Regions from separate parts of the Homo sapiens genome. Here region 2 is linked to region 1. Evidence: read pairs that join two places in POLR2A ChIA-PET (ENCODE). Cell type or tissue: MCF 10A. All regions are shown on one strand. Links, peaks and the distances in the headings refer to the core of each region. The heading gives the core; the rest is flanking DNA. Region 1 overlaps MAP3K20 (mitogen-activated protein kinase kinase kinase 20). Region 2 overlaps MAP3K20 (mitogen-activated protein kinase kinase kinase 20).

Evidence for each region. Peaks named below come from ENCODE experiments on the same cell type or tissue, not always from the same donor. Only the 100,000 strongest peaks of a DNase experiment are listed, where the experiment ranks them.
Region 2: POLR2A ChIA-PET joins it to region 1 with 5 read pairs; 1 of 35 experiments calls an interaction of 5 or more read pairs at or near these places.

The regions. Positions count from the first base shown.
Region 1 is chr2:173,121,447-173,126,833 of GRCh38, reverse strand. All of the region lies in intron 2 of MAP3K20 (mitogen-activated protein kinase kinase kinase 20), which reads right to left. Among named protein-coding and RNA genes, the nearest start is that of MAP3K20, 48 kb to the right of the region's middle. In MCF 10A, for the core only: no CTCF peak of the experiment used is centred there; a DNase peak (open chromatin) is centred at 2,193.
Region 2 is chr2:173,181,535-173,186,921 of GRCh38, reverse strand. MAP3K20 (mitogen-activated protein kinase kinase kinase 20) reads right to left here. Exons shown (of 20, transcript NM_016653.3): 4 at 3,967-4,068. Among named protein-coding and RNA genes, the nearest start is that of MAP3K20-AS1, 98 kb to the left of the region's middle. In MCF 10A, for the core only: no CTCF peak of the experiment used is centred there; a DNase peak (open chromatin) is centred at 2,401.

The sequences.
Region 1 (5,387 bases), core at 215-5,214:
CTACAGAATGTCTGGCTTGCTTTTCGAAGCAAGCTTTATTGCCTAGAATAGTCTGTAAGAGCATTCTGCAGTCCAAGCAGTTCTCACTCCCCTTCCCTCTAGACTGCTAATAAAAATAAGAAATGCATATTCTCTTTGTAAAGAAACATTCATCAGCTGGGCACGGTGGCTCACGCCTGTAATCCCAGCACTTTGGGAGGCCGAGGTGGGTGGATCACCTGAGGTCAGGAGTTTGAGACCAGCCTGGCCAACATGGTGAAACCCCATCTCTACTAAAAATATGAAAATTAGCTAGGTGTGATGGTGCATGCCTGTAGTCCCAGCTACTTGGGAGGCTGAGGCATGAGAATCGCTTGAACCTGGGAGGTGGAGGTTGCAGTTAGCAGAGATTACACCACTGCATTCCAGCCTGGGTGACAGAGTGAGACTCTGTCTCAAAAACAAAAACAAAAAGAAAGAAAAAGAAAAAAGAAAAATTCATCGTTACTTTGTTACCTTGAAACCACCCTTACCCCAATATCACCACTAGAATACCATAGAATCATCTCTTTCTTGCCCAACGTCAGACATTCTTTTCTCTGCCGCAACTATATAATATGAAACTCTAAAATACTCTAATTTATATAAATCCTATATAAGTGCCACAGGCAAAAACATTACACAAAGTATTTTAAAAATATATATATTTAGAGACAATGCCTCATCCTTTGGATTAAACATGTTATAGTCCCATAAAGAAATTTAATTATATTGCTTGAAAGCATTTGTTTTTAATCATTCTAGTGGTATAATTTTTCTGCTCACTTATAATGTACAGATTACTGCAAAACAGAATGGAAGAGTATATATCATACAATTAAAAAATTAAAAGGGGCCAGGCGCAGTGGTTCACACCTGTAATCCCAGCACTTTGGGAGGCCGAGGCAGGTGGATCATGAGGTCAGGAGATCGAGACCATCCTGGCTAACACAGTGAAACCCCATCTCTACTAAAAATACAAAAAATTAGCCGGGCGTGGTGGCAGGCATCTTTAGTCCCAGCTACTCAGGAGACTGAGGCAGGAGAATGGCATGAACCCAGGAGGCGGAGCTTGCAGTGAGCTGAGATCGCGCCACTGCACTCCAGCCTGGGCGACAGAGCAAGACTCCATCTCAGAAATAAATAAATAAATAAAAGGAAATAAAGAAAAGAAAGCCTACTGAGAAAACTCTTCTCAGGAATAAAATTTATCTTCCCTTCCAATCCCCAGGGTACTGACATTTTTAGTGTTTGACAAGAAATGCTAGTACATTCAATAAAGTAAAGTTTTATTTAAAAAAAAAACACATCTAACATTTAACTTCACTTCCTATTTTCAAACTGTGAGGTGGAGACTGCTAAGCAGAAAAACACAAGTAAGTAAGGTTGCTCTAAGGATAATCTGAGATCCTTATTTTGCTGTGATGAGCCTGCTCACCAAGCTAAAAAGCTGTAAAACAATATACATTCTTTAGGTGTAGTCCAGGATTCACTGATATACAGTAATGCTCTGAAGACTGAAATACGTACACAAGAACATATTACATAGTTAAAGTGCTTTCTTTTAGAAGATAAGAGATTCTATAAGGGATATATTTAATGGTGGATTCAACATACCTATCTTCCTTAAAATAGGGAAGACAAAATGGTATACCCATTCCTTCTCAGAATGACTAGTACTCTATAAAATGTGCAAGTTGTGGATTAACTGCCTCTCAGTTCCACATCCACACCTTACCCTCCTATGTGGTACTTGAGCTGGACCCTGTAAAAACATCTCTCTTTTGTCAGTTGGTAAAATTTTTATTTTCCTTTTCTTTATTTTCTTTAGAGACAGGGTCTCACTGTCCCCCAGGCTGGAGTGCAATGGTGCAATCATAGCTCACTATAGCCTGGAACTCCTGGGATCAAGTGATCCTCCTGCCTCAGACTCCCAAAGTGCTGGAATTACAAGTGTGAGCCACCATGCCCAACCAGTTGTTGCAACTTTAAGCTTTCTTAATAGAGGCATGGAAGGGTCGTAGCAGAGGAAGGAGCATCTTTCTTGTTTGTTGCTGCTTTTTCTTCCTCTTGACAGTCTGGCTGCCAGCAGAGTGCAGGAGATCCAGTTGAGCTCACCCTTCAGCAAGTTTCCTGGACACCCCAGCAGCTGGATTCCTGTGAACAAGTTCTGGCATGTCACACCCTAATGGGCAGTTTCCTGCTCACCAGCTCTGGCCACAGGCAACCCAGAACTTTTCATGGAACAATTCCAACCTGCGGCACTACATCAAGCCTCACCAGCACCCTAGTAGGTGGCTTCTTGTGAACCAGCTCCCACCCATGGAACCCCAACCAACCCCCACCGCCCCATCATCCATTTGCAGCTGCAGCCTTTCCAATGAGGTCTCAGTCACAGCCCGGGGAGCAGGCCCTCTTCCAATCTGCTCCTTCCTTGGATGCACTTCATCAGGCCTGGAGCTAGTAGCTGTTCTCTGCCTTTGCTATCCCCATATACTTTAGAGTCTCTTTTACCCCATTCAGTAGTCAACCACCTTTTACTAGGCAACAGTTCTCTATACTAATTTTCCTAAATGAACTCTAATACAGAGTTGGTACCAAGTGTGGTTCCTGGTTACAGACCCTCAAAAATATTAATAGAACTTTGGGATTAGTATGGTCATGAGCTTTGACTGGAGGACAGCACCAATCCTTGTCAATGGGATATGGGATGCTGGTAATCCATGGCATAAAGTCCCATCAAAATTAACTAAGCTATCACCTGTGATTAACTGCAATGAAGTGCCAACAGAAACAAGGTCTGGGAGTCAAAGAGGCTGCTGTCCTTGACTGCTATGGCAGTAATGATGAATATAAAGATTGTAGGGTACAATGAATTCTTTTGAGTGCAATGAAGCATCTACCAAAAGAAAATAAGTTGAGGTGTTTTTAACCCCCAGCCCAAGTCTAAGAACCAGAGAGCTTCCACACTAGCTCTAAAAAAATATTTTATTTCCTGTAGTCATAGAGCTACTATTTCCAGAAATAAAAAAAAAAATGTACTGGGTGTGTTGCTGAATTACAACATCAGTTGAATTTACAACCACAGTCTCTCATGTGAAAGTTAGGGTACTGATTAAAAAAGAATGGGACCTGAAACCTGGAAAGGGGAACATCTGGTTGAATTCAAGATGAAACAAACAATTTCAAGCCCCAAAGAAACTCTGAGGTTCCCTTGACCATGGAAGTTGCTTGCCCTCTTATGTCTCAAGAGACTAGCTTTCTTTTTCTGGAAAACTTTTGCTGAGTAGCCTCACCTGGAGTAGATGTCTTTATAAGGGGATGCTCATTCTCCTCAAGATCTCTCATAACCACTCAGTTCCTAAATCTCAACATGCTTCACAGTACACAGCATCACCCAGAAGGAAATGGCTTACAGACTCAAAAACCTGCAAGACCCTTGTTAATATATAGTGGCAGAACCCTGGGAATATGTGTGGGGGTAGGTACCCATGGTGTTAGATAAAGAATGCTGGGAAATATACAGCACATCAGGCTGCTTTCATGGATATAGATGCACCTAACTAGAGTTTTTGGACTGAATGTGAATGTGTTAGCTCATGAAGCCAGAAGTCTCTGAGAGCTTACTTGGTTGGTTGACTGAAACTTGTAATGAGGTTGAAATGCCAGAACTTCCCTGGCATGATATGGAGGATGGAATCCAAAGGTTTAAGGAGATAGGAATGTAGTGGATTTATCATGTGTGAACTACATACCCAACCACCTCAACTACATCTCCTGAAAAGGACCAGAGACACTCCTTGCACTAAGACATTGAAAAATACCTAAGTGAGGGGAGCGCTGCATCTCTGAAAAACTCTGTAGTTATTTTCCTTTGTAGACCAGTAAGACCGCAGGAGATGTCACGACTGAGATGAGCTTCCTGGTTTCTTTGGAGATGGTGGGATACAGGAAGAGCAGAAAAAGTAGCAGCACTGAGTGCCAAAGACAAGATCGGTGCATTTACTATCAAAGGGATCAGGGACATATTAATCAAAATGCTTTGGCCCACAGGAATCTCTGGTGGTAGCTAATTTATCCTGCAGTCCCTAGGAATGAAATCAGTATGCAGTTTACTACAATACTGTATAATCTATATAACAACAACAACAACAAAACGTAGGTCCAGTGGCCATTACGTCACCACAATGGAGAGTCACAGAATCACACCCAGTTCTAGGCCTAGAACAGTGTATTGTCCCATAACCCTTTGAAGGGAAGGCCAGGTTTCCTTCAAAAATAACCCTGCAGTGCTGCCACAGGCATATACCATAAATCCTCCTCCAAGCCTTCACCAAAGAGGCCTGCTGCCATTACTAGATGGACAGTGCACAGGGGGAAAGAACATACTCAGATATTTCAGGGAATACTAAACACTAGCTCTGAATCAACACCAAGTTTCCCCACAAGTTGACTAAGAAAGAAAAAACACGAGCTCAATTTATAAAGGGTTCTGCATGATACATTGGTACCAGCTGAATGAAAGTCTACGTCCACAGCTTACATCCCCAGTTAGGGGTGACCCCCAAAGAACAGCTTTTAAGGAAAATCCTCCCAGAGGGAAAAACTTTGACAATATATTTGGTGATTCGCTTTGTCTGTAATCAGAAATGGCCAGAAATAAGAGTTTACATTAATTCACGGGTGATTGCTTATAGTTTATTTGAATGATCAGGGACTTGAATAGAAGAAGATTGTAAGATTGGTGACAAAGAATTTGAAGGAAGAGGATGTGACAGACCTCTCACATTGGGCACAGACCTCAATAATCAAATGAATACAATTATATGCTCTGCGGATGTCATTCAGCCTCCTTCCCAGCCACCCCAAGGCTTACTCAATGGGGCCATGAACAAAGTGGCCATGATGGCAAGGATGGAGACTAAATGTGGGCTTAGTAACATGGACTTCCCCTTATCAAGGCTGAACTGTCTGTTGCTACTGCTGAGTATCTAATCTACCAACATGGAGATAGACACTGAGCCCCTGACAGTCCCCCATTCCCAGGAGGTGATGGTGGCGGGTGGGCGGCGGGGGGGCATCCATGCTGAATGGAATAGACACGTATCCTAGATAAGAATTTGTTCTCCAGCCGGGCGCGGTGGCTCACGACTGTAATCCCAGCACTTTGGGAGGCCAAGGCGGGCGGATCACGAGGTCAGGAGATTGAGACCATCCTGGCTAACACGGTGAAACCCCGTCTCTACTAAAAATACAAAAAAATTAGCCGGGCGTGGTGGCGGGCGCCTGTAGTCCCAGCTACTTGGGAGGCTGAGGCAGGAGAATGGCGTGAACCCGGGAGGCAGAGCTTACAGTGAGCCGAGATTGCC
Region 2 (5,387 bases), core at 313-5,312, 60 kb before region 1:
ATCTTTGAGATAATCTGTATTTCAACATACTCCAAAATTCTTTCCATCATATTTATAGAGCTTTATTATTTTGAATATAAAATTATACTTTAAAGACACATTTTATGGTTACCACCTTAGTAGTTTTTGACTCTTTCTGTATTTACGTATTGTCTACCCCTTTAGAATAAAAAAAGGATGATTTTCTACTAAAATATATCCTCTTTATTTCTCAAGTTGTTTTTTCTAACTAATGGCAGAAATAGCCTCCCCCTCACCTCCAAATCAAATAGGCTTCTTTTTAAAATGAACAATGCATTGAAAATAATTTAATAAGAGGCTTAGGCTTTTTAAAGCATATAGAGAGGTTAATTTTTAAATCTTTATTCTTCTATTTTAATTATGATATATTGAAGAATCATGAAAGGACAAAGAAAATTTAAACTCTTGCCTTTTAATGATATCACTGAATGATATCACTGAAGAGTCAAGTTAACACAAGTATTAGTAATTATGTGATCTTAAATAAGATGTAACTGGGATAAAGGAAATTTCTCTTCTGATAAGAAGTTCTACATCCCTCAAACTGCAAAAATTCAATAGTTACAACTTGGGTAGCATTTAATAATCTATATGACTGGATTTCATAGTTACCTCTCTCTTGCTTTAGAATCAAATTCCTGAATAATTTTTCAGGTAGAATCTGTATAATTACTATTACTGGTAGAGATAGTTTCTACACTTGCTGACAAGTAAGGATTTCAAAAAACAAGACTCAAATACAAAAGCTTTAAATATAGGCACTTTCCTTCCTCATGGAAGATTATAAGAAAAAAGTACCATAAAGTATTAGTGTACGATGCATAGTATACATTTAAATAATATTTCATATAAACAATAGTCATCACACACACATAAAATTCTATTTAATGTTTTTGTAGATCCATCTATAATTCTGCCTTATATTTATTGCAAACAATTAAGAAGGCTGAAAAATACTTTCATCAGGTGTACATTCAGGGTTTCCTTAAAAAAAGAATTGGCAGGTGTAACTGAGGAGACTTTTGGGGAGAACTGGAATGAGTGGTGACCATTTTGAAACTGGATTGGAGTTTATCTGCTTTAATTGTTCCTTTTAAGCATTGCTGATTAGCTTGCAGCAATTTCAGATATACTTGCTGGTCCACCCTCCATTATCCTCACATCTAGAAAGAAGAGAATCTTTTTTGTGAGAAGATATTGTCTCAACAGCAATGATGCTGAGCAATGCCTATTTTAAAATGCATGAATCAACCTTTGCTTAAAATATTCATTCTCTGATTTCTCAACATATCATTGCTCCAGTGGATTCAATCATAGGTTAAACTGAAAGGTACATAGCTGAATTTGAAACAGAATCAACAAAAATCAAGGCTTCCTACTTAATCTCTTAAATTCTTAAGTTCTACACCCAGCTTATCAGAGAAAGCTGAAGTCATTCCTAAAGCCTTGATTTTTTTTTTTTAATGGGCCATCTTAAAGGATTTTTAAATGTTAAGTATTACTTGCGTCCATAAACATACAAGCCTCTTCTCTGCCTCACTCTTCTCACCTGAGGTCAAACACATTAGCCAGACAGGCAAAAGGGATTTTATTAATCTGCAGTTTTGGACACCATCAGTGGGTCCAATCCCATTCTCTCCTTCCCTTTTTTTATTTTTTTGAGACAGAGTCTCACTCGGTCGCCCAGGCTGGAGTGCAATGGCCCAATCTTGGCTCACCGCAACCTCCGCCTCCCAGGTTCAAGTGATTCTCCTGCCTTAGCCTCCTGAGTAGCTGGGATTACAGGCATGCGCCACCACGCCTGGCTAAATTTGTATTTTTAGTAGAAACAGGGTTTCTCCATGTTGGTCAGGCTGGTTTTGAACTCCTGGCCTCAGGTGATCCACCTTCCTCGGCTTCCCAAAGTGCTAGGATTATAGGCGTGAGCCACCGTGCCTGGCCTCTCCTTCCTTATTTTTAACTCTGGTACCAGTTTGCTACCTAATTTTTTTTTTTTTTCTAGACTGAGTCTCACTCTGGCTGGAGTGCAGTGGCTTGATGTTGGCTCACTGCAAACCTCTGGGGTTTGAGCGATTCTCTTGCCTCAGCCTCCCAAGGAGCTGGGACTATAGGCGAGTAGTGCACCACCACGCCCAGCTAATTTTTTGTATTTTTAGTAGAGACAGGGTTTCGCCTTGTTGGCCAGGCTGATCTCAAATTCCTGGCCTCAAGTGATCCACCCGCCTGGGACTCCCAAAGTGCTGGGATTATAGGCATGAGCCACTGCACCAGGCCCAGTTTGCTACCTAATTCGATTCCTTCTCTTCCTTGCCCTTCTGATGCAGAGCACTAGCACTCTTGAGAAAACACCAAGAATGACTCAGCTGATGTGGAGCCAAGAGACTTATCCCTCAGTCGGGATGATGTGGCATGTGGTTAAGGGGGTGCAGGGAGAAGAGTTTCCCAGGCTGGGAATCAGGGATGCTTAAGTAGAGCACAGCAGGAAGCAGAGTGACTGATGTTAGCTGTTTTGTTTGCTGTCTATCTATTCTAAGTGCCAATAAAGTAATAACATGGGTGTAACTGGCTGAGCACCCTAAATGCAAACGTGTGTAAGGTGATGTGCTGTAAGTTAAGTACTACCTATATATGCATTTACATTATTTAAGGGTATTTCCACAATGCTCAGGCAGCCTCCAATAAAGGCACATCACCTTGCTTACAGAGAGCTGGTCCTTGTGTTCTACTGACATACAGAGAAGTCACTATGATATTACATGAAAATATCTTTAAGAATATGAAAGTTTAAGCATGATTTGAGATGCCCGATGCATCAATACACAATTAAGCAAATTAACATAAAGTCTCAGGTACACCACCCTAAACACAGAGCTTATTATTTTTATAATGTAATGAGGCATCATTCAGCAGCAGCATCTAGCATGAAACTCAAAAAAAATTTTTTTTCACTTTCCCTATTTGAAGAATTTGGTAGGTGTTGATGAAACTTAAAATAGACAATTCCCCAAAGGAAAGACTGCTACTTTTGGAAGTCACACAGTGAAATCAACGTATGAGTTGCTCCCCTTACTGAGTGCTAAATCACATTATATTTGCTTTGTAAAGAGATGCTTGTAGAGAATGGAGTAGTAAAATGTAGAGGAGTTAATTGCCCCAGGAAAATTCAGACACACTTTGTAGGGGTTGCTAGAATACAAATATAACTATCGGTGTTCATTATTTAGATGAAGTTGTTTCCAAAGCAACTCTGACAGTTATAAATAAAGCCCAGAAATGTTCAGTTAGGAAAATGGAAAAAAAAAAGATAAAAATAAATGAAGTTTGAATTGCTTTAGAAAGCATTCATCTATGCAAGAATGTATGAGAAAAAAGACTGGGCACTTTGTTTAGGGGTTTGGTGTATTAAAAATATTTAATTCCAACAGCGATGCCTAAGTAAGTTTACATTAAATGTAAAATAAAATCTGAATTGCTTTTACATGGCAGGACAAATAAAAATTTTTTTTGCAAGTGGTTTCTATTTTTAGCATATTATGTATACAAAATGAGTAGAACTAATCCTACAATAAATCATGTTTTCTGGATACTGAGTCTAAGTAGAGACTTTCAGAACAACAGAACTATGATTTTTCCATTTAATGTGTCAAGCAAGCTAGTCAATTATAATATCACAAAACATGACAAACATGTCTGCCCTGAAGCTACAACTAGATTTCGTGGATAGAAATAAAGTAGAGTCTTAAGAGGAAGATAAAAGGAATTCAGGAGTGGAAAGGCAATGACCTAAAATATTATCTGTACCATCAGCTGTGGAATTCTTACTACTTTTGGTCTGGAAAAAGAACATCTAAAGACAGAATAAAACATTTTCTGATGTTAAGTCCCCATTTCAGGAGGGGAAAATGCACCCCACTAATTCTATAAGAATATACCAAATATTATTACCTTTGGCTACATCAGTGGCCCAGGTCATAATGTGATCCATATCCATCTCCTCACTTCTGTTACTGTTAATGTAATCATAGAGTGATCCCAGAGAAGCATATTCTATTTTAAAAGGAAAGATAAGCATATAATTAAAATCAAGATACATTTCAGAAATAAGACTTTATATTTTCATTGAGAAAATACATTAAAGAATTTAACAAAAGACATCAAAAATATATAAAAAATTGTTCCATGGTGTGGTTTCTAAAAGTTAATGTCATCCAGAAAAATATCTGTCAAACAAAAGACAGTAACTTACAATGAATAGTAAACTTCAGTTGAGAATCAAAAGCCATTTAGCTGGAACTGAGAAACCCAAAGAGGTGTTGGAAGAATAAATTTGAAACAAAGGTATGTATATAAATAGGTATTTCTTTAAAAGTTGTTATTCTTATGAGATAGATATTAAATGCATAAATCAGACAGCTTAATGACAGTGTAAACAAATCAATTGTTGTCACATAAGGACTTAGAAGAGCTCTCAAAATTTAAGCACAGAAGGTCAAAAAAGTGAGAAAAATCCTTTAAAAATGAAGTATAAATTACATACCACAAACTCACCTGCAATAAGTATATTATTGGATGATTTTTAGTAAGTTCATAAAGTTGGGCAACCACCACCACAATCCAGTCTTAGAACCTTTCCATCACTACAAATAGTTCTCTTGTGCCAGTTTGCAGTTAATCATCACTCTCACACCAGCCCTACAATCTGCTTTTTCTCTCTACCAGTGTGCCTTTTCTGGATAGTTCATATAAACAGAATCATACAAATTGTTCCTTGTGTCTGACATCATTCCCTTAGCATAATGTCTTTATTTCTTTGTTTCTTTCTGGAGTCAGGGTCTCGTTCTTTTGCCCAGGTTGGAGTGCAGTGGTGTGATCACAGCTTACTGCAGCCTTGATCTCGGCTCACTGTGGCCTCCACCTCCCAGGCTCAAGCAATCCTCCCACCTCAGCCTCCCAAGTAGCTGGGACTACAGGCACATACCACCATGCTGAGGCTGATTTTTTTTTTTTTTTTTTTGGTAGAGATGAGGTCTTGCTGTGTTGCTTAGGGTAATCTCAAACTCCTGAGCTCAAGCAATCCCACCTGTCTCAGCCTCCCAAAGTGCTGGGATTACAGGCTTGAGCCACTGCGCCTGGCCGCATAATGTTTTCAAAGTTCACTCAAGTGGTAAGCATATAAGAAGACTTCAATTCTGTTTTATTGCCGAATACTATTCTGTTGTATGGATATACTACATTTGGTTTATTCAGTCCCCAGTTGATAGATATTTGGATTGTTCCCAGTTTTTGGCTATTACGAATAATGCTCCTATGAACATTTGTGTACATGTCTATGTGTGTAAATATGTTAATTTTTCTTGGGTAGATTT